2 separate regions of the Homo sapiens genome follow, and region 2 is linked to region 1. Evidence: chromatin loops called from intact Hi-C (ENCODE). Cell type or tissue: heart right ventricle. All regions are shown on one strand. Links, peaks and the distances in the headings refer to the core of each region. The heading gives the core; the rest is flanking DNA.

Evidence for each region. Peaks named below come from ENCODE experiments on the same cell type or tissue, not always from the same donor. Only the 100,000 strongest peaks of a DNase experiment are listed, where the experiment ranks them.
Region 2: it touches region 1 in a loop (7-fold over the local background); 10 of 110 quality-filtered maps call a loop at or near these places.

What each region holds. Positions count from the first base shown.
Region 1 is chr18:61,737,548-61,749,550 of GRCh38, forward strand. It overlaps LINC01544 (long intergenic non-protein coding RNA 1544), which reads left to right and starts at 10,629. Exons shown (of 4, transcript NR_103449.1): 1 at 10,629-10,753; 2 at 11,174-11,273. In heart right ventricle, for the core only: CTCF peaks have their summits at 5,516 and 5,843; DNase peaks (open chromatin) are centred at 5,714, 6,420 and 6,952; H3K27ac peaks cover 5,000 bases.
Region 2 is chr18:61,820,836-61,832,838 of GRCh38, forward strand. The region is part of intron 1 of RNF152 (ring finger protein 152); the gene reads right to left. Among named protein-coding and RNA genes, the nearest start is that of RNF152, 66 kb to the right of the region's middle. In heart right ventricle, for the core only: no CTCF peak of the experiment used is centred there; no DNase peak of the experiment used is centred there; H3K27ac peaks cover 2,445 bases.

The sequences.
Region 1 (12,003 bases), core at 3,359-8,358:
CACATGAAACATTTCCCAGAGAACATGGCAGCCCAGGTCCCTGTTTCGTTTGCCTCGGTGCCCTGTGCCCCGTGCCCTCCCCATATCCAGGCAAAGCTGCTGAAGACCCAGAGCGGCCTTCTGGTCACCAACCACCTGCTCTTCTGATTTTCTTTCTGAAACATCATTCTCTCTTTCTTTCCCAATTTCAGGAGAGAATCTAATATACTCATTCACACTGAGGTGTAAGGCTCTAAGAAGATGTACACTGCCTGCCCAGGGATATATCCAGTTCACCTGGAAGCTAAGCAAGAAGAATTAAAATACAGAAATGGGAATAAAGTTTGCAACCTCTCCAACCCTTTGTTCCAGGCTGCTTTTTACGCCTCAAAACTTACCAGATTTTGTCTGCACCTCCCAGACAACCTCAGAAATGTGTTTCCCAAAAATCTCTTTCCCTGGTCAGTTTCTCTGTCATGCACTACTTTCAGAAACCCAGACTATCCTCTGGCCCATCAGCCCTCATGCCCAGAGACCCATGCCAAGTTAAGTTGTTCATTGGGCACAGATATGTCTCCAAGGCACCTTCTAAATCTGTCAAGGCCAATTTAGGAACAGAAGGTTGAGGCCAGATGGAAAAGTTGGGAAAGCACCCATGGAGAACAGAGCTAGCCCAGGCCTGGAGGCACAAGATCACTAATCTGATGAGTGGCTCCAATCAAATGAGACCACATGGACATTGGCAAAGAGCATAAGGAAAGTTCTCTCTTCACTCAAGCCTGTAGCCTGTCCTAGAACAAAGGAGCAAAGGTTCTTTCAGCATAAACATTGCCGACTCTCTGGAGGAAAACAGGCTCTTTTTTATATTTACAAAATCAGAACCAGCAGAGGCCAGACCTAGGAATCTGTATTTTTAAAAGGCTCCCCAGGAGCAATGGAAACCACTGGTCTAAATTAAAAAGTGATGACAAATAAAAAAGCCAACATAGGGTGTTTTGTGTTCGCTCTCATTCTATGGTGTTGTGGACATCCATAGAGAATGTGCTATTTATCCTATTTATTTACTTGTTTTTCGAAACAGCAAAAGGATACTGAGATAGGAGACTTTGCTCAACAAGCCAGTGCTAATCACCATAAAGGGTCTGTTGTGTCACACTCTGATGAATCACCACATGTCAGCAGGGACACAGCCAACGGAAATATGTTCTATGGCTTTGGTTTCCTCTTTTCCCTTGATGCATGAAAAAATCCTTTTCCCCAAGCTAAGTTTAGGGCAAGAGGCTCTTTTTGTTTGTGAATGGAGGCAGTCTGAGGGTGAAACAGGATGCCCCAAACAGAAGGAAGGGCCCAAGGAAATCTGCCATCTGGAGAGTGAGCTGTAGGGGCACCTTGGATTCCTATGCAGAATTGTCCTTAGATTTAGGCAACAGCCTGGCGAGCCTGACTCTTGCTGAACAGAGAGGCTGTGCCTCTCTCATGTGAAGAGTGGATGTCATCCACACACGTGGGGGAAAGGACTCCTTCAGGGGCTCATTCCTCCTCCATCTGAGGGCGCTCCCACCAGTCTTTCACTATCTGCCTCCATCCACTGCTCCTCAGTACCTTGGCCTCAGCCCTCTTTGCTTCCTTCTCAGCCTCTCTATTTCTCCCAGTCACCCAGCCTTAGAATCTTTGTGGCCAGGCACAGTGGCTCATGTCTGTAATCCCAACACTTTGAGAGGCCGAGATGGGAAGATTGCTGGAGCCCAGGAGATCGATGGTGCAGTGGGCTATGATCATGCCACTTCACACCAGCCTGGGTGACAGAGCCAGGCTTGTCTCTAAAAATAATACTAGCAATAATGAAAACAAACAAACAAACAAACAAAAATAATCTTTTTCTCTATGAGACATAATGGAAAGAGAAACCGACTTGGGGTCTGAAAATCTGAGTCTGGATCCCAACACTGCCAGTTCTCCAGTTCTCGGCCGTGTGACTTTGAGCACATCCCTGACATGTTTATATAGCACTGCACCTCTGTTTTTTGTTTGTTTGTTTGTTTTGTTTGTTTGTTCGAGACGGAGTCTTGCACTGTCCCCCAGGCTGGAGTGCAGTAGTGCGACCTTGGCTCACTGCAAGCTCCACCTCCCGGGTTCACGCCATTCTCCTGCCTCAGCCTCCCGTGTAGCTGGGACCACAGGCGCCTGCCACCACGCCCGGCTAATTTTTTGTGTATTTTTAGTAGAGACGGGGTTTCACCGTGTTAGCCAGGATGGTCTTGATCTCCTGACCTTGTGATCCGCCCGCCTCAGCCTCCCAAAGTCCTGGGATTACAGGCATGAGCCACCGCGCCTGGCCACACCTCTGTTTCTAATAACTGCCCGATCCACACCTCTGCACTGTTGTGAGAATCAAATAAACTATGTGAAATACTTTGTATGCTTATTTATCTCTTCACACATACACACGTATGTCTTGTTTTTGACATACCGTCTTGGTTGCTGCCATATTGAATCAGCCCCCAAATCCTGCTGATTGTGGTCTTGTTTGTATCCCTCGCATACATTCTTGCTTTTCCATATTCATTGCTATCACTGCCCTCCAAATATATTCCTTCAAGTTGACCTTCACTGTAGGTCATTCAAGATTACAGTATTAGGTTCTTAGCCTTCTGGCAGCCATCAGTGGTTAGAGGGGTGAAGGCCACAGTCTCCTCCCCACCACCTCTCAGCCAGGTGGTCTGCTGTAATGAGATCAAGACTCAGACCAAACTCTGACACATAGAGAGACCTATCAGCCAGCAGCAACGAAAACATCAGACCACCTGGTTTGCAAGCTCAGCAAACATAGGACCACCTGGTTTATCCTAGCTCTCTGTCCTTTCATTCCAAGCAGATGTGACAAGGAGCTAGCAGCAGGGTTCAGTTAATTGGTCAAATGACACGATTCTCCTTAAGCAAATGAACACAGAATCTAGCAGAATTCTAAGACTTGGGGGACACTCCAGAGGGTGTGAGCTGCTCATGCCCTAATCACACAAAGGCAAGGACCCCTGTGCAGCCTTCCTAACCGATCCAACAAACACCACTCGTTTCACCAATAAAAAATAAAATCTAACACCCAGTATGCTAATAAACAAAAGTTCTGGTGTCCATTGGAAATAAATATAACTGAAGTGCTAGTATCACAGTCTGGAACATAACAGAACTACCCCTAATACTTCTGAAATATTAGGAAACTTCAAATACTAAATAACTGTGCTTAGAGCATTAAGCAAACTGAAATACACATCATCAACATATGTTTTAAACAGAGCTGCTTTAAAGTAAATTATAGATAATATAACAATATTGTCTTAGTCCATTGGGGCTACTATAATAAAATACCACAAGCTGGGTAGCTTATAAATGACACAGCTTTATTTCTCATAGTTCCATAAGCTGAGAAGTCTGAGATCAAGGCACCAGCAGATTAATTGTCTGGTGAGGGCCCACTTTCTCATTCATACCTGGTGCCTTCTCTCTGTGTCTTCACATGGTAGAAGGAGTGAGTTAGCTCTCTCAGGTCTCTTTTATTAGAGCACTAATCCTATTTATGAAGGCTCTGCCTAATCACCTCCCAAAGGCCCCATCTCCTAATATCATCACTTTGGGGGTTGGGATTTCAATGTATGAATATTGAGTAGACACCAACATTGAGACTATAATGAATGCCATATATGGGCTTTTACTTCTTCTTGTCAAATTGTCCTTTCTTCCTCTTTGAACATATACCACAAGCTTTAGTCCTTTTCTTCTGACCTCAAGGAAGACCTGATTATCTGTCACAATACTTTATTCCTGAAATGATGGAATATTACTTGTCCCTTCATTTATTCAGCAAACACTTGTACTCCTAACGCAATAAAAAATCACGTAAGCCAAGAGGGTAGGGGGTAAGTAAACTGGTACCTTGACTTAAAGGGGCTCTAGGTCTAAAGAAGAGGCAGACATTGGAGCTGAAAATAACAGCACCAGGCAGTGACTCTCAGGACAGATGTGCACAAGTCACAGTGGAAGCACAGAAGAGACACCCCTGAGTGTGCCTCCCAGAAAAGGGTGAGGAAAAATGACCAAAGATGCTTCATCTTAAGGAAGTATTGTCCTGGCTGAACTGAGCCTTAGAGGATGAATGGAAAGTTGGCCTGCAGTATAGGCAGCATCCCAGGCAGAGAAGACAAAAAATATATACCCAACAATAATAGCTAAAATCTATTAAACTCCTACTCTGCTCCAGGTGCTCTCCTAGGAATGCCATGTGCATAATAAATAAAATCTGAAATAATGCACATCATTTCACTTCTTCCTCAAAACAACACCCTGAGATAGAGGCTATTATTACCTCCATGTCACAGAAGAAAACTGGGGCTGAGAGCATTAAAATAACTTGCCTAAGGTCGCACTGCTAGAAACTGGCAGAGCCAGGGTTTGCACCTAGTGATTTCTGGCACTTAAGATATTACACTATATTCTGTTCGCTACAACATACAAGTATTAAATGGGGCTGAAACTGAAGTTCAAAACAGAACTGCGTGCAGTCAGTCTGGAGAGGTAAGTCAGCCGGAACATGGGTTTTGGTTCATTTTCTCATCTAGATGTGACTGCCTGAGTCTAGTACATCTTTCTGTTTCTATTACAAAGTTAAACACACAGTAGGGGTTCGATGGAATTGAGTGACTGAGTCTACAGGGAAAGAATTTCCAGAATAGATTATTGAATCACCAACTGTCTGAGTAGTGACTCGCCCCTTCTTTTTGGGTTTATTTTCTTTTAAAAATAGAGTTTTCAACATGCCCAACCAATATCAACAGATATTTGAGTGTCCTCCATGAGGCACACACAGTTAAGGGCAGTGGAGATTCAGCAGGGAATAAAATAGGCAAGGTCTCTTCTGTTAGACAGCTTAAAACAACCTTCCCCTGATGTGACCTCTCTTATTCTGAAAAATGCCAGGGAAATAACAATCAACAATGGACTCTGACAGTGGGCATCTCTAGAGGTACGCTCCACCCTTGCAGGGTGCCAGCATCTTGACACCATGCTCAGGCCCACATGACCATCACCAATGATGACTGCAAGATTCCCACCCCCAGGAGACCCAGGGCCCAGCACAGTCACTTATCTGGCCACCAAGAGCTTGCTCAGGGGACACCCTGCGACTCTTTAAGGTGGCCAAGGGCAGCCAGCACCTGCTGAATCAGCAAACCACCCAGAGCCCTGTATGTGTTGGCCTAAGAGCTCAGCCCTGGGCCAGGCAGCGGGACTTTTCCCCTCTGAAGAATGTGCCTCTATTCAAACTCCACTCTGCAGGAATGCCCACGGTGCCAAAAAGGAACAGAAAAAAACAGGATTCAAAACAAGGCACTTGAATGAAACAAGGTCCAGTTTTCAGTTCTCATTTTCTTTCTTACTCTGAATCCAAGCATGCTGTGTCTGAAGGAAGGTGGCCAGGGAAAGGAAGGGCCCTGGAGGCTGGCTGTTCTCTCTTTCTTCCAGTAGGGTGGTGGGGTAAAGCAAGGAGAGAATGGTGAGCCATGTTCTCAGGGAGAAGGCAGGGTAGAGGTCACTTGCGTGGTGTCTCATGTGATGTCTGGTAGGATCAGACTGACCCAAAACTCGAGTTTCCTTAGGGAGCAGCCCGTTCTCTCAGTGTCCCCATGGGACCAGCTTGCTGAGCTGACCAAGGCCTCGGCCCCCGGCAGCTGGCTGTCCTCAGTCCTCTCCCACCCCTGAGCCTGCTTCCCACCTCCTTCCTCCCTTACAGACAGTGACCTTGTCCTCAAGTTGCCCCACTCCTGTCCTTCCCATGGGCTAAGCCAACTGTCCACTCCAGAGGCTCCCTCATGAGGCTTCTAGGAGTAGAGGAGGTTGCATATCTGCAATGTTAAAGCCTCAGTCCTGAGACCTGGGCTGCCTCTTTTTCCTCCCTGGGCCTTGCTCTGTGGGGCCAGGATAAGTGGCCAGAATAATGTGATCTCAGCCCTTTTCTTTGACTAAATGCACTGCCAGGTTTAAACACAAGGTGCATCCCTGGGCTCCAGGCTGCTTACCATGCTTGGGACACTTCCTCCCCTACCCCTGCAGTCCCCAACTGTGGGGTCTGACCACCACCATGGCCTAAGTCAGGGCTCAGCAACTTTCTGTGAAAAGTCAGATAATAAAAATTTTAGGTTTTGTGGACCACATTCAATCTCCATCACATATTCTTTGGTTTGGTTTTTTTGTTGTTTTTAGGGGGGTTTTTTGTTTTGTTTTTTCTTTTAACAACCTTTTAAAAATGTATAAGCCATTCTTAGCAGGGCCATGGACCAGATTTGGTCCATAGTTTGTCAACGCTTTTGCCTTAGTACACTGGTCTTTCTCAAGCCCAGTGAAAGTAAAATGATGATTTCCTCAGGGAGTTTCAAACAAGCTGCTTCCAGCTGAGCGGCCCTGCCTAGGTTCCGATGATGTCATGATCCAACCAGCAGCCATCTATGATCATAATTAACTAAGAGAAACATTTACCGGGAGGCAGCAGAATTTTCCATCAAATTCTTCTTTATTAAAAAAAATAGATTCCTTTTCAAAATAGACAAGCTTGGAAATTTTAAAAATAACAGTATTCATTAACAACTCCCACACTAACTGTGGTTACCAAACCTTGAGAATCTAAGTGCCAAATTCCATGTGCTAGCATTCACATGCTTTCTACTTTGATTCCCACAGTGGCTCCCACTGTAGCTATCAATGCAATCCAGGCTCAACTGAGGTCACTCTGTCACTTGAGATTGAAATAAAATTGGCTTAACCCCCCTATCTTAAATCCATTGGGAAGACCAAGATTGTAGCACATTCCCAGGAACTGAAATTCTCAAGGCACTGCTGACTCCACAGTTTCAGGCTGTCCCTCTCAATCCCTCACTCAGCTCTTCTGCTTCCCCAGCAGCTGTGGCCCAGGACTGGGAACATGGCTCTTCTTTGTGTGTGTGTGTGTGTGTGTGTGTGTGTGTGTGTGTGTGTGTGTGTGTGTGTGTTTTCTGAACACATTTACCCAGTAGCATTGTGCTGAGGCCAACTTCACAGAAGGTTTAAGACAACGGAGAGATGAAGCCTTGCAGTGGGTCAAGGTCAAATTTACCAGTTTCTATAAAACTGGGCATTAGTCACCCCATTTCCAAGTCTTTTGGCCATGCTACCAAATATCAGGGGTTTCCACCCCTCCCTCACAGGATGGTCTTCCTTCTTCTCCATCTCTCCATCTTTTGGGCTCACCCACTCCCTGCCTCCCAAATTCAAATTAGCTCTCCACCAGGCTCTGGGATCTTCTTGTCCATCCATGAGTGTCTCCAGGTCTCGGAACTGGCATCACTTTTGAAATCTCAGTCTTTCCCTTCTTTTCTCTAGCCATGATCAGTGGAATGAAGAGGCCTAGAGTATATTTTTCCCTTTGATATGAATGCACCGTCTCCTTTACAAAGCAGAAGTGGCTACAGGCAGTTGATTACTATGCCTTCCCTCTCTGTTACATTCACACCCCCACTTTACCAAGGAGGACACTGATGCTCGGGATCATCCAGCCAAAATGTGGCAGAGCTGCTGTGACCCTCCAGGCTGGACTCACTGCTCTCACTCCCTGCATCAGTGGTTCTCAAACTGGACTGCTCCTAGGAGTCACTCAGAGGATTTGTTTAAGTGACACAGGTCACTGGGCCACCGCCCCCTCAGAGTTGCTGATTCATCAGGTCAGAGGGTGGAACCTGAGAACATGCATTTCTAACAAGTTCCCAGGGGATGCTGTAGGGCAAATGCACCCGAGAGCAATAACCTAAGCATATCCTTAGAACAACCCTGTATGGTAGATACACCTGAATGTGAGTTCCAAGCTGGAATCTGGGAGTGGCCAACCTGGAGATTCATTCCTTGTCAATGAGGAACATCTGAGCCCCTGACCTGTTCCATGGAACATAGGCTATGCAGGAAATTGAGGCTCTGAGTTTTGATTAAATAAAGGTTACAAGGCAGAGGTCATTAAAAGGAGAGTGTTAAGTGATAATGTTATATAAGCCGCATGCTGTTGGCAAGCAGTTGCAGTTTTCCTACTTAATTGGCCTCCACTGGACTGTAAGGTGGTTATCTTGTCCATCCCTCTACCACTGGACTGTTTCTGTACATAAGGTGGTTCTCCTGTCCAGCTCGCTGCCACTGGACTCTTTCCCCTGTAGGTAAGCCCTCAATAAAACCTCATGTCTTGTTCGCTGGCTCTGGATCTCTTCTTCGGCCTCTTGAACGTGGTGCAATCCCTACTGAAGTTAACAGGGGTTTGGCATGGGAAATGCTGATTCAGGGGCCGCACTTTGAGAACTACCACAGTAGATAATGCATGGTTTTATGCCAGGGTGTGGGTGTGTGGTGGAGGGAAGAAAACGGTGGGGTGGGAGCAGGCTGGGGGTGAACATGGATATAAGTGATAAACTTTGACCTTTTCTTCACAGTCCTTAAATTCTGCATTCATTATTTCATACAATCTAAACTTTATGTATATTCTTGATTACAATACACTTTTCTAAAGAATTCCCATCTTTGGGTCTTGGGATCTGGTGGCCTGAGTTGCTTCACACCAGTTTATTGTTACCTCAAAAGTTTACAGACTACCACCCAATCCAACCCACTGCCTGGTTTTGTACAACTCATGAGGTAAGAATGGCTTTAATATTTTCAAATGGTTGACAAAAAATTAAGAGACGAATATTTTGTGATACATGACAATTACATGGAATTCAAAGCTCAGTGTTTATAAATAGCTTTAGTGGAACACAAACATGCCCATTTATCGACAAAGCATCTGTGGCTGCCTTCCTGCTACCACAATAGAGATGAGTAGTTTTGACAGAGACCCTGCGACCCGCAGAGTCTAAGATATTTAGCATCATCTAGTGATACTAGAAGACACTAAATATTTTAGCATTAGGTCCCTTACAAAAAATGTATTGACCTCTGGTCTATCCTCTCCTTATTTCTATGCTCTGATTTCCCCCAGTAAGATTTAATTCTGCAGGTTTTCTCACAGTCAGTATGACTCTGTATTTTCTTACTTAACTTTCACTCTTTAGAGCAACTACTTGGTGGTCTTCTAACCGTGGTGGGAGATAGTTATTGATCCTGGAATGTTTCTCAGAGGCATCCATCTACACTTATCTACCTTGTCCTCAGTCAGAATTGCCCTGCCTGTACACATTTTAAGAAACAAACCAATCAATTTCCCTAGGAAGTCCTGGTATGCACTGAAATTGAATATGATCATTCCCTGGACAACCAGAAATGTTTAATACAGAGCCTGGAATCAGAAAATTCCCAGCTTTCACTCAGAACAGTTTCCTCAAAGCACCTGTATTTCTTCCTATGTAAAAAATTGTTAACTCATACATTTAAACATAGAGTTGACCCTTGAACAATATGGGTTTACCTTTTGCAGATTTTCTTCTGCCTCCATCACCCCTGAGACGGCAAGACCAACCCCTCCTATTCCTCCGCCTACTCAGTGTCAAGATGACAAGGATGAAGGTGTTTATGATGACCCACTTCTACTTAATATAGTGAATATATTTTCTCTTCCTTATGACTTTAACATTTTCTTTTCTCTCACTTTATTGTAAGAATAAATCATATAATACATATAACATACAAAATATGTGTTAATCGACCTTATGTCATCAGTAAGTATTCTGGTCAACAGTAGGATATTAAATTTTGGGGTAGCCAAAACTTACATATGATTTTTTTACCACACTGGTCGGGGGTGGGGGCTTCATACCCCTAACCTCTACATTGTTCAAGGATCAACTATACACACAAAAATGATTCATGTCTCTTAACAAACATTCATTATTTATTTATTTATATATTTTTTGAGACAGGATCTTAGTCTGTCACCCAGGCTGGACTGCAGCCTGGGCTCATGCAATCCTCTTACCTCAGCCTCCCAAGTAGCTGAGACCACAGGCGTGTACCACCACACCCAGCTAATTTATTTGTGTATTTATTTTTGTAGGGACAGGGTCTCACTATGTTGCCTAGCTGGTCCCAAACTCCTGGGCTCAAGCAATCCTCTCACTTCAGCCTCCCAAAGTGTTGGGATTACAGTCATGAGGCACCATGCCTGGCCCTTTAACAGACATTTAACATGATTTTCAGACAGTTCGTACCTCTTCATCTACAGCAAGGCTTAACAGAATTTCAACATAAAACTTTCTGTGAAGCTTAGAATAGGTGCAGGAAATGTTCAGAGTTCACGTTCTAGTTCCCACTGAGAAAAGCATGTGCACCAATATGTTTCCCCACCCAAGCATACACTGGGGCCCACCTGGAAGTCATACAATTCTTTGGCCTTCTGGGCTGATTATCAAATGGTCTTCCTCTAAGGCCACTTAACAGCCAGTACTAAGGCACAGATGTTGCAGAACTTTGACAATAACCAGTCATTCTTTCTGAACAAAAAACAAATTTCTTTGCTTACGTGATAATATTTTAGAGTCTGCGTGAAAGTCTTACATTCAGAGAAACGCCACAGTTCTGGCACCAGGAATGAAGGCGCCATCTGGCCCCTCTTGGGCTCCTTGGCTTGAATTCCTGGGGTCATTGTTACACTCAGCATTCTCTAGGCGAAGGAGAACAATAAGAGGCAGGTAAAGCTGGAGCCCGTAACAGGAGGAAACGTGAGCATTGAAAACCCGCCCTTTGGATGAACTGACCACAGCTGGACAACACCAGTGCCAGGGTATGTGGAAGGTGGGGACATCGGAAATCTGGTCATTGTCGTGCAGTAGGGGAACTGCAGTGTTTATATAAAGATTTCTCTGATTGTGTATGCTCTTGATGGATGATTCTTGGCCTATGTGGAAATTCTATGAGCTATACTTAAAGGGGCAACTCTTTTCCCAGTAGGGGAAGCAGAGAATAAATTTCTGGGAGAAAGAAAGAGGCAGAAAGGATATCTTTGGGAATAAATTGCTTTGCAGAAGCTAGGTCCTCAGGAACAGGGTTTCTACAAATAATTGATTTAGTGCCTCAGTAATTAGCTACTACAGAAAAAACTGCTATAGAGGATGGCATTCCACATCCCCCCACTTTCAGGTCTGGTTTTTAGGTGACACTCTATTTTCCTTGAACCCCGTAAACCCACCGTTTTCCTTGTCAGCCAGGGTTCCAAGCACTGCAGAGATGAAGCACCTTCTTCCAGGAGTTCCTGGAGTTCTCAGAAGCCAGAGTGGACTTGTTCCTCCGTTTTATTTGATGAGGTTTGTATGCTTTCCAGATCCTGCCTGAGTGGTTTCTGGTGTGGACTCAGGGGCAACAGGCAAAAGTAATAAAAAGCAGATTCCATCTGCTATTACTCTGGGGTAAGCAGCCACAGGATTAAAAGGACCCTGCTCATTCAAATGCCAGCCAGGGAATTGGGCACCATGGAGAGATGCCACCCCTGCCACCTGACATGGCTACTTCTGGAATCAAAGAATTGGCAAAAAGAAAATTCCCTATCTGAGGAAGCCAGTTCTGTAACATGGGCCACAAATTAAACGTTTCTCAGCCTTGGTGGTCTAATTTTATTTAGGAGATCATATGTGCATTTCCTTCCTCCTTGCTCCTTGACTGGGTTTATAAAACAATTGTCTCTATGCAGTCATCATCCCGGTGGGGCAGGGAGGGGAAGGCTTGCCACAGCTGTAGCAATAGTCAAGGCTGGTAAACAGGTCGGAAGAACAAAGAATGGGAATATATCCCTACGGAGCGTCCAGGATATGCGGGGCTAGCACTTCATGAGAGTGATGTTATTGAATCCTCAGCCAATCTCCCTCAAACCAGGCACAAATTCAAGGACACCCAGGAATAAGGACTGGGGATACAGAATTCCAGTTCCCTTTTTGGGTGGAAAGAAAATATACACCTTTGCCAAATTTACTGTAAAAGCAGTGGTCATTTTCTGAATTCTCAGACATCTATAATGGAGCAGGAGGTATTTAGGAGGAA
Region 2 (12,003 bases), core at 3,557-8,556, 83 kb after region 1:
ACCTTGGGCTCAAAGCCTAGCTCTGTCACTAACCAGCTGTGATACCAGGCCAAAGTCATTTACCTTCTCTGAGCCTGCTTTCTCCCTGGCCAAGCAGGGATGATGGAGTTGTGGCTGAAGGTCAAGTGAGCTCATGGGATCCACATACTTCCACACAGTGAAAGGTTCAGAGAGGACAGTGCTTGTTCTCCACTTCCTCTCCACTCAGTCTAGTGCTCTGCACTGAGGCACATATCTGCCCAGAGGCACTTCCTGGCTATCAAAGAGCTGCCACTTGGAACAGCTTGGGAGGAGGCATGCAAGTGTTCTTCCTGGCCCTGCCCCAAGACCTGCGTACCATCATTGGTCAACAAAACCAATATGCAATTTTATTCATGAATTTATGTTCCAAGTAATGTTCCCTTAATTTGTGTTAAGCTCCCTTAAAATTAGATTATCCTATTCCATTTCCAACTCTATCCAAGTAAGTTCTAGGCCTTACAAGCCATTTTGACAGCAGCCTCTCTGATTTATGCACTGATTTGTTCTACATGAAGCCAGCCTGTACTGCATTCCAGTTTATTTTCTGGAGCGTAATTAGTAATGATGATGATTCGTTAGGTAAAGAGAAGGAAATTTATGAGGCTATGGAGTGAAGCTAATGATGGATCATTCTTTCCCCCTTTCATCATGAAGTCTAAAGATGTGCATCAACTATAGAAGAAAGAATGGAAACAAAGTCCATGTAGACCAGAAAAGAAATTCAGAGTTCCCTGTCAAGCGTGTTATAATAAACACATATCAGTGATTACTTTAGAGCAAGGGTCTCCAACCCCCAGGCCACCAACCAGTACCAGTCTACAACCTGTAAGGAACCAGGCTACATAGCAGAAGGTCAGCAGCTGGTGACAGACAATTACCGCCTGAGCTCCACCTCCCGTCAGATCAGCGATGGCATTAGATTCTCATAGGAGCACAAACCCTACTGTGAACTTCACATGCAAGGGATCTAGACTGCACACTCTTTATGAGGATCTAACTAATGCCTGATGATCTGAGGTGGAACAGTTTCATCCTGAAACCATCGGTCCCTACCCATCCGTCCTGTGGAAAAATTGTCTTCCACAAAACCCATCCCTGGTGCCAAAAATGTTGGGGACTGCTGCTTCAGAGACCTGTTTGGCCTTGTTTTCCTTACAGGAAGAGCAAGATGTGATACTCCAATAAAATACTCATTAAGATTTAAAGGGAAAGAGTACTTCAGTAGAATGCATAAGAACAAGTATATAAGAAAATATATGAGAACAATTTTTAAATGTCACCACAATTTATTTGAGAAAAACTTAAAGTCAAGATCAAAGTGAAAAACAGACCACAAAGAGAAGAACAGTGGCTCGGGGAGGGCATTCTTAAAAAATAGATGGCTCCCAAGATAGAACTTATTTCAAACATAACCTCATAAAACAGTACATAGTTACATAAATAATATTAATTGAACAATATATAGATAAACAAAAGGGGTCTTTGTGTTGTTGTTGCTGTTGTTATTTTGAGGCCCTAGATATTTTGTGCTTTTGAAAGTCCTTTACAATAACAATTTACTTTCACAAAATAAAATTTCTTTTTAAAAACTATACATAATTTTATGCATCTTTTGAAAAGGTACAGGTGTGACAAAGTGCGCGCATTCATTTGGTAGGTGGTAAAATAGCAAAGATCTCCAACATTGAATTTTTATAATCCCAGTTGCTTTTAGAAGTCTAGGCATATGAGCCCAAGGATAAAAAAAGCCAGTGAAGTAGATAATCCAGATAGTTTTACTCTGCTTACACTCTTAAGAATCTTCATACATTCTGTGACAGTGGGGTTAATTATGAAGTCTCTCTGTGGAGTTGTGGCCTGAGCTGATATTGATTACATCGGGCTGACCTTGAAGTGTTCCATTTAATAGTCTCTATGAGGACCTTAAATTCAATGGTTGTGTTGAGAAAAAAACTCAAATGCAGAGATTAAACTAGGCACTACATTGCTTTTCTTTTCCTATTGAAATAGCACATCTTTCTGATACAGGCCATCTACTTAAATCTTCAACAAAATATAAATATTTGAAATGGGATTAAACAAAATAATCACAATTCCATTTCATCTGGTATTTCAGCTGGCTTGCCAGCCACTTAGTTATATTGGATCTTAGCAAACACTCCAATTAGTGGCAAGAATGGGAATGCCCGGTGACAGATGTGTCATTGACTTTTTGTCCTCTGGTAGCAAAGAGCAATCCTTCCAGGACACAACTGCTGCATACATGCGTAGTCCAATTGACGTAACTACAGTCATTGTTTTAATGGAGCAGGACTTTGACAAACCTCAACTGAGAATTCCATTGGCTCGAGCTCTAATATTTGCACAGTTTCCTCCTATGAGCATCCTGGTTTGCTGTATTTGATGAAGCAAAGAATCCAGAAAGTGAAAATTGTCGTTTAAACATGTTTTTTGTTTTTTTGAGATGGACTCTCACTCACCCAGGCTGGAATGCAGTGGTGCAATCTTGGCTCACCGCAACCTCCGCTTCTTGGGTCCAGGCTATTCTCCTGCCTCAGCCTCCTGAGTAGCTGGGATTACAGGTGTGCACCACCACACCCAGCTAATTTTTTTTGTATTTTTAGTAGAGATAGGGTTTCGCCATATTGGCCAGGCTGGTCTCGAACTCCTGACTTCAACTGATCTGCCCGTCTCAGCCTCTCAAAGTGCTGGGATCACAGGCGTGAGCCACCACGCCCAGCCTTTTGGTTATTTAAGATGTTTACATATTTAAACAGGGAATAGGGCAGGCGATGCTGACAGTGCTGGAGGCCAACTGGCCCAGGTGGCAGAGGCAGGCAGGATGGGACAGAGAGAATAATACTGGTTGAACCAGACAAAAGCAGCACACCATCCAGAAGGCCAAGGTCACCCCAGGGACTCACCACACAACTGAAGGCCTGGCCCTGCCAGCACAGCCCACTAGGTCAACTGTGGGCCCAATTGGCCTGGCTGCAGCCTAGGTGCTGTCCCTGTCTGGATGTGCCGTGGAGCCAAGGGCATCCTGTGCCAGGGGACTCTGCTAGGGCATGTGCCAATTCTGTCGCTACAAAACTCAACTAACCAAGCACCATGGTCACCAGAGAGGTATTTACCCAGCCCCAGGTGCATTTTGTTTATGTCAAATTAACAAACAATGAATGAATTTGACCCCTCCATGGTTTGATGATGCATATTTAAAAATCAAAGTATATTGGAATCTAGACATTTTTAGGAATTAAAGCCACATGTCAGTATTGCAGTGAGTGATGATAACTACTGGTTTTTGTTTGTATATCTGCCAATCATTACTATTAGGAATCAGGAGATAAGGATTCTAGCTCTTATTCTGTCGTTACATAGATAGGTTACCTTAAGCAAATAACCTCTAGATGAGCCTCCTATTTCCTCCCCTGACAAATGAGGACTCTGGATTAGATGGTCCCCTAAAGCACCTTCTAGTAAAAATATTCTATGACCTAAATAATTGCTGAAAACACTGCTGGGTTTCCAACCGCATGGCAGTACTGCCAGGCCACTTATTCTATGCTTCTCATCCCTGACAGATCATTTACAAATATTATCTGTTAGTGATCTGGCAAGAATGCGCATTTATGTGAGATGGGGGAGTGGGCATATAAACTACTTAGAAATTTCTCCCTTGATGCCTTCAGCTTAATGAGTGCATCTAGCTAGAGCCCATATCCTAACAGAAAATGCTACAACTTCAATTTTTTAGCAACTATCAAAAGAAAAACTCCTTCAAGTCTGATCAGTAGCCTTCCCAGATGAAGAAAGATATTCCTATTACCCAAACTTGTTACCAGATGAAGGGGGTCCCAACAACGCTACCTTGAAAAGAAGCTGCACAGTTTTCTGGCTTGTGCAGGAAGCCAAGGTTAGCGCTGGCATTCATCAAACACATGGCTTTATCTTCATTTGCTCTAATCACTCAGTGACAGTCAAGAAAAAGTTGCTCATGGTCATTAAAGCAGGAAAGAGCTATAAAAGACTGTCAGGAGATCCCCAGGCTCCCTGGAAAGAGGGAGTGATAAAAGATGCTGACAGATAGACAGACAGGCAGGCAGGTAGAGCAAATAAAGATGATCAATTACCCTGACTGCCAGAATTCTGAATAGAGTTGAAATAACTGACAAATCAAGCACACAGGGAAAGCCAAAGAGATGAAAAAACAAAAATCCTACTAAGTCTTACCAGCTGCTGAACAGCTACAAAGAACATAGCAGTGAGTAAGCAGATATTTATTGTGAACTCACCTTGTGTACTATTCAAGGAACCGGCGTTGCCATGGTAAACAAGAGTCCTACCCTCAAGGAGCCTGGATGTACAACCAGAAGAAAAGAACCATATAAAGAGAACCATGAGAAAGAGAGAAGGGTAGACAGAGCACTGGAAGGAGACTCTTCTTCAACTGAGCATGTATGTCCAATTGATCATATATATATAGGGATTAAACAGAACCTTTAAACAGAACTATCATTGCCTGTCAGAGCCAGAAAGGACATTTGGAATTTAAGGAGCCTACAAGCTGGCCCACTGTTCTTTCCACTCCAGAGATACTGGAGAGAGAAGAAAACTCAGGGGAAGGACAGTGGCATTTCCTCTATTTGATTAAACATCACAACTGACCCTGTCAGCATCATACAGGGAGACTCCAACCACAAACCTCAAGAGATGCAAGATATTAAGATGGTAACTTAAGGTCTGGAGGCAGCTGCAGACCAGGGAAGCATGCAGTCATCACTGGAGGTGAAGGGAGGGTTTGAGGGCTGAGAGTTGTGCCTTAGGGACTGCAAGGGCCTCCAAGTAGCCAGGCTCCCTTGGAGAGCAAAGGTCTCTCTCTGCTATAGCCCTCCAGTGCCCCTACTCTTCATGTCCAATATCTACAGGACCCCCAAAGGCCCAAAGTTCCCATGTACAAATTTACATTTTAATAAAATGAACTACACATGTTCCCTACTCCTAATTTTTTTTTTACTAACCACAAATTCCAGAACAAATTGAAACCTTAAGTCAATTTGTTGGCTTTTTAAAATATTTTCCCATTATATTTTATCTATGTCAGGGACCCACAACCTTTTCCCAGAAAGGGGCAGGTAGTATATCCAGCTTCTAGGCTTTGCGGATCCTACAGTCTCTTTCACAGATACTCAACTCTGCCATCAAAATGTGAAAGCAGTCATAGTATCTCAAGGAATGAGCAAGGCTATGTTCTGTGGGGACCCACTGGAAACCCCAGAGTTGGTATAAAGACTATTTTAAGCTGGAGGCATTTGAGACTCAATAGATGCAGAAAGAAGACTTGTGGGGCATCCCTTACCTGACCAAAAGCAGAAACTTCTCAGAAATGAGAACTGCCATAAATACCTTCTTTAGAGCAGGTCTATTTCCAGGAGAGAAACAAAGAGAAACCCACCATAAATCCCCTCTTCAGGGTAGTTTCATGGCCACAAAGAAGACAGAAAGACCACTCACACATGCAAACACACATCTTATCACAAAAACATTCTTATCTCCCGTTTGAACTCCTAAAAACCCATTTGTCTTTCCTAAAGATACCTATTTGTTCTTCCCATACAGGCCTTTCTCACCTTCCTCCCTTTCCCCTACTAAGTTAGGTATGTAATCCTTACATTCATCTGGGCACATGTTGTATGCATATATAAACTTTTTTTCCTCTTTACATGTTTTTGGTTACTTTCATTTGCACGTCCATGATACTGAACCTAAGGAAGAACTTTCCCTCCGCAACAGTTCTAATAAAACTGCATTTACAAAAACAGGCTATTATTTGTTGACCTCAGATCTACATCATTTTCCATTAGCCCTTCCCTGATTCTCTTAAATTTAGTATATTACTCTGGAGACACCTACCTCGAAATCAGCTTGTTGCTCTAACAGTGGTTACCTTACCTGAGTTTTCTGTCAAGCTCCAGAATGCAAACTGTTTTCAAAATTATTGTGCATTCTATTTTGGAGATAATAAGGCTTACAGATGCAACTTTGTTTTTAAATAACTGTTTCCAGACAACCAGAAAGAGCTGAGCAAAGAACATAAACAATGGCCATCATTTACCATTATTGAGAACATACAGGAAGGGGTCAAATCTTTCTTCATTCTTTGAAATATGGATCTATTATTTCAACAATATGGGCAATGGCACCAAAAGTCATAATGATAGCTCCGGATTAAAGGTAATTCCTTATTTGATGAAACTTCACAAAGACATGATGATAAATTCCTCCTTATAGTCTGAACTTTGGCCATAATTCCCGTGTTCCTTTGCATAGCTATAGCAGGCCACAAAGTAGCTGAATAAATTTCGATTTGGCCAGGTTAATCTCACTCTACACAGCAGTATCATACGGTGGGTCACCTTGACCATCAAGAAGGAACATTGAATAAATTGCCCAAACACATTCAGTATTCCTTCAAAATACTAAAGAACATGTATGATTTCAGACGAGTAGAACTTCATTAATTTGAGGTACCCTAAGGCTGGAAGGAGGTGTAAGGAGGGAAAATCTTGGCTCAATGAAAAAACAAACAACAACAACAAAAACCTACCTAACTGTTAAGACTCATTTACTTTCACACATTAAAAAATATATATTTCTTTAAATTTCCTCAAATTACCCAGAGAACATTCTATATTAACACTTGGAAAGAATGGTAAAGTAAAAGGCCAGTGGGTTTTATAGATATCTCTTTAAGTAAGTCTATTCGAAAGCCATTCATAACATTATTTTCTTTGAGCACAGAGTGTTTATTGCTGCAGTTTCTCTACCTACCCTCAATATTGATGATTCATGGCACGAGTTAAGCCTTACACTGAAGTTGCAAAGAATTCCTAAAGGCATTGGTACTAAAATTAAGCACTGCAGGGAGTCAGCTGTCAGTCTGCTCATTACTTCTGCTTTTTCTTACTTCCAGCTGCAGTAACTCAATGAGGGTTGATTTTCCATTTAGGCAAGGTAAGAAGGAAAGAAAAAAGTACAAACCTTGAAACTAGATATGGAACAGCGGTGCAACCCAACACCATCCATCATTAATCCACCTTTTCTAACCTAACAAAAAATCCAGATTTCTCCTCTTGCTTTCTTAAATTTATTTTGTAGTCAACTTTAAGGCAAAGTTTATCAGCAATAAAATGCACATATGTTCAGTGTACAGTTCAACCAGTTTTGACAAATGTACTCACCTGTGTAACCACTACACCAATCAAGATATTTCCGCCACCCCGAAAGGTCCCCTTGTGCCTCATGCAGTTCATACATCTGCCCCTATCTCTGCCACTAATAGCCACTGCTCTGCTTTTCAGAGAATTTGAGTTTGCGTTTTTTCTTCCTTCCTTTCTTTTTTAAGAGACGGGGTCTTGCTATGTTGCCCAAGCTAGTATGGTGACTATTCACAAGCATGATCATAGCTCATTGCATCCTTGAACTCCTTGCCTCAAGCAATCTTCCTGCCTTAGCCCCCCGAGTAGCTGGGACTACAGATGCACACCACCATGCCCAGCTACTTTTCCAAAAAACATTTTTTTGTAGAGACGGGATCTTGCCATGTTGCCCAGGCTGAAGTGCAGTGACACAATCATAGCTCACTGCAGCCACCAACTCATGGCCTCAAGTGGTCCTTCCATCCCAGCCTCCAGAGTAGCTGGGACTACAGGTGTACACCATTGCACTGGCAAATTTATGTATTTAAAACCCAATCCATAGGTATTGGTTTAGAAAAAAATGTGATAATATTCTCAGTGTACTTTAGTGTGTTTTTAGAAACAAAGTTTTTCATCCAACTTCTTATTCGTATTTCCCAGAGAAAGCCATAGAGTAACAAATACTACTATTAATGTAGGCACATTCAAATGCATATTGAGTATAAGGCACTACTCTAGGTTTGGGGAATCTGAAGAGAAAAAGATAGGGCCCTCTCCTGCTAAGGCCGGTGGGGAATACAGGCAGCCATGCTTGATGTGAAGAAACTACAGTCATGTGATTGATACTTCACGCGGGAGTATCAGGTTGAACTGGAAGAAGGAGCACCTATGTCTGTCTGGGGCATCCAGGAAGGATTTTTCAAGAAAAAGTACCATTTCAATGTCAAGGGTGAGGACTCAGCAGACACAAAGGCACAGAGACCAAGACGAGGGGAGGCAGTGCCCAGGGTGGTTACGGGTAGGGACCAGAGCCTGGGACCTCCAGTAAGTCAAATACCCCTGCAATAGAGTTGTTAAGATTAACATGCATTCATACATGTTGAGCATGTAGGGCAGCACACGGCAGGTGGTTTAGCTCTTCTCCTAGCGAATATCACTGTAAGGGGAGGCAGGAAGGAGACGCAGGGCACAGCCTGGACGACTGGCCTGCCCAGTGGTGTGCAGTGTGACAGTTCTCAGGATGACTAATCAGCCCGGCCAGAGGAGGCACAGACCCAGAGACAGATGGGGGTTAAGGTCCACTCTGCCAGCCCCAGCGCTCTAAAGCAGGGGGTGGTCCCAAGGACCAGAGCGGCTGTCCCTGCAGCTGGGATGGGCCAGGTCACTAAGGGGCAGCAGAAGCAGAGAGCAAAACAAGGCCCAGGGAGAGAGGAGAGAGGGGAGAGAGAGATATATATATATCAGGGGAGGGAGAGAGAGAGAGAGAGATACTGGGAGAGGGAGAGAGAGAGATTGGGGGAAGGAGAGAGAGAGAGAGATAAGGAGAGAGAGAGAGAGAGACATCCTAGGGCGGTTGAAGGGGAGTGAAGAGGGGAGGACCAGGAGGTGAGGGGAGAAGGAGCAGGATGCGGTCCAAACCTTTCCCCTCCTCTTCCAATCCAAAGCAAGGGGTGCTGAGAAAGGCCAAGCCTCCAGGAGTAGCTGGAAGCGGAAGTTCTTATGTTGTGAGAAGAAGTGAGAATATGAAGAATGGAAGAGAAAGACCAGTCCCCTCCTATTCTGTAATCTGGGTTTTGTCTTGTAGGCTGTGGGGCTTGTGAAGACTTCAGGGGGGCAAGTGTAACCATTATAATGGCGTTATTATTGCTATTAATATTCTTACTATTTTAGCCATTTGAAAGTGTACAATTCAGTGGCTTTAAGTCACCATCATGTGTAGCCATCGTCCCCATCTATTTCCAGAGAGCTTCTTTTTTTTTTTTTTGAGACAGAGTCTCACTCTGTCGCCCAGGCTGGAGTGCAGTGGTGCGATCTTGGCTCACTGCAACCTTCACTTCACGGGTTCCAGGGATTCTCCTGCCTCAGACTCCCGGGTAGCTGGGACTACAGGCACACACCACTGTAGTCTGGCTAATTTTTTGTATATTTAGTAGAGATGGGGGTGTCTTGGTATTTGGCCAGGCTGGTCTTGAACTCCTCACCTCAAGTGATCCACCCACCTCGTCCTCCCAAAGTGCTGGGATTACAGGCATGAGCCACAGTGCCCAGCCCTTTCCAGAGCTTTTTTATCATCCCAAACAGAACTCCATACTCATTCAACAACCGCTCCCCATTTCTCCTGCCCCCAGCCCCTGCTAACCGGTCACCTTTCTGGCACTATGAATTTGCCTGTTCCAGGTACCTCATAAGAGTGGGATTGTACACTATTTGTCCTTCAACCATTGTCCTAATATTTGTCTGGCTTATTTCACTAAGCATGTCTTCAAGGTCCACCCACATTGTAACACGTATCAGAATTCCTTCTTATGGCTGAGTAATATTCAATTGTGTATTATTTTTTCTTTTTAAGCCACTCTGGCAGCAGAGTGAGATATGAATTGGCAGAGGCTGAACTAAAGGAAAGAGGGGCAAGGCTGGAATGAAGGTAGGGATGAAGGAGGAGGAAGAAGGCATGGAGATTGGCTGGAAGTACAAAGAGCTGAGAGTGAAGGAGTATAGAAAAGATCCCTGATTTCTCAGTGAGGCAGCTGGATGGAGGAAGCATTTTTGAGGGGTACAGCTGTGACAAAGGTCAGTGAAGAGAGTGGCATCTGAAGGTTAGAGATAGCCAATACTCTCTGAATCTTGAGATTTTGTACCTAGCAAAGTCCTGACTTGTATGTGTAATTTAGACAACTATTGGGAAACTAGCTTTACCCTGTAATTTTATTTATATGAAGTTATATTTCACCAAGTCTATTATTAGACAATAAAGAAATAGGTATTTCCATTAACAGGCCTTCTAGAAAGAAACAAAGGATGTGGAAGAGACTATGAATCACAAATATTTATGTTTATAGAGATTAAACCTTAACAGCACTCAAATTCTTCTCATCTGTGAAAAGCTGCAGCTAAGTACTTAGAAGCGGTTCTGTGCACCAGGCTGGAGCTGGTCCTTAGGTCCTCAGATCACCACTGTCGCTAGTCCACAGCCACTTCTCGTCTTGTAAATCCCTCCCACTCTAAACCCTGGGCTGTGATTACAGAATCAGCTCGGGGAAATGCTCGGATTCATCATCTTTCCCTTTGCTGCTTATTTAGCTTGAGCTCCTTCCTGCTCTCTAAGTGGACACATTTTACAAACTAATGAAAGCTTGCCCAGCACAGTAGATGGCACACACTGGGCACTAATTTATTCAATAACGCCAGGATGAAAATGCTTCCTGCTCTTACTGTCTCCCTTATTATCTCCATAATAAGAATATTCAACTTTCTAAGGAGCCAGGAACTGAAATGTGAGGTTATGGATTATTCATACTTTTATATCCAAGACTACGCACAAAGTATTTAAGATGTAAGATAAAAAAAATAAGCAATTTAGAACACAATGCTCACTTCCTACTGTCACTAGCTACCCTCAAAGCAGAACAAACAAACAAACAAACAAAAACCACTGTAAATACAATTTCTATGTCAGATAGAAAGCAATAATTCATTTAATTAAAAATTTTACATGTTAATTACTTCTATTTTAAAAAGTGTCCTGTCAAATGGTAAAAACTTAAAGTCCTGTCATCAATAAGAAACAATTTACTTCCAGAACATTTTAAAAAATTATGTAACCTATTTAAAATGTAAATAATATTATAAATATAGTATTATGTGTGTGGGGGGGTGTGGGTGTGTATAGGGGTGTGTGTCTTGATCTGTAATCATACTCACACATATACCAAATAAAATCCAATTCATTTTCTTGAAACTAAGAGACACAGTTCCTAAGCCTTGAACTGGTTTTGTTGGAGTCGTTGCAATTGTCCTTCATAACATCAAATGTATTCAGTTTTAGGGGAAGTCAAACATTCAAGTCACATTTGTAAACTGTTGAGAGCCACTAAACATATTAATCGATAATAATCAACACTTAATAGTAATTTCTACCAGTGCAAAAGGATATATTTTTGATTGGGGTGAATTCATTCTAAAGCATTTCAGATGTGCACAAGTAGGAAAGTCTGTACTGCTGTTATTCACAGTATATGGATTTTTGTTTTTGTTTTAAGCGCACATGTATATATGTACTACTTAACTAAAACTACTTTAAAAGTAAAAATGTCTATTTTTACAATATAAAATATTTATTTGTCCTAAGCTAGTCATTTTAGTTACAGTAATTAAGTTTCATTTGGTAAAAACTGCTATCCTAATTCAGTAAGACAAAAATATTTCCCAAATAGCTACGCATACCCTGTAGAATTAAGCCTGTTTAATCCACAAATAACTGCTTGAGTTTCAGTTTTCATTTCCTTTGTGAAAAAAATTCTCAATAACTTATCTTTCTCAGGATAGTCATGAAAAGTATCTAACATCAATAAGTTAATATTTTTTAATTACCCAAATTCTACCTGTGAACTAAAAAAACAGCCCGATTTAACAGGCATGCATTTTGTAAGCAGAAAATCATTACAAGAGTCTTCTGGGCCAGCAAATAAAATCGACAGGATTTTAAAAGCCACCCTGTGTTTAGAGCCCACCATATTATTAGGTCTTGCCAGATACAAAGAACATGGTTTCAATCACCAAATAG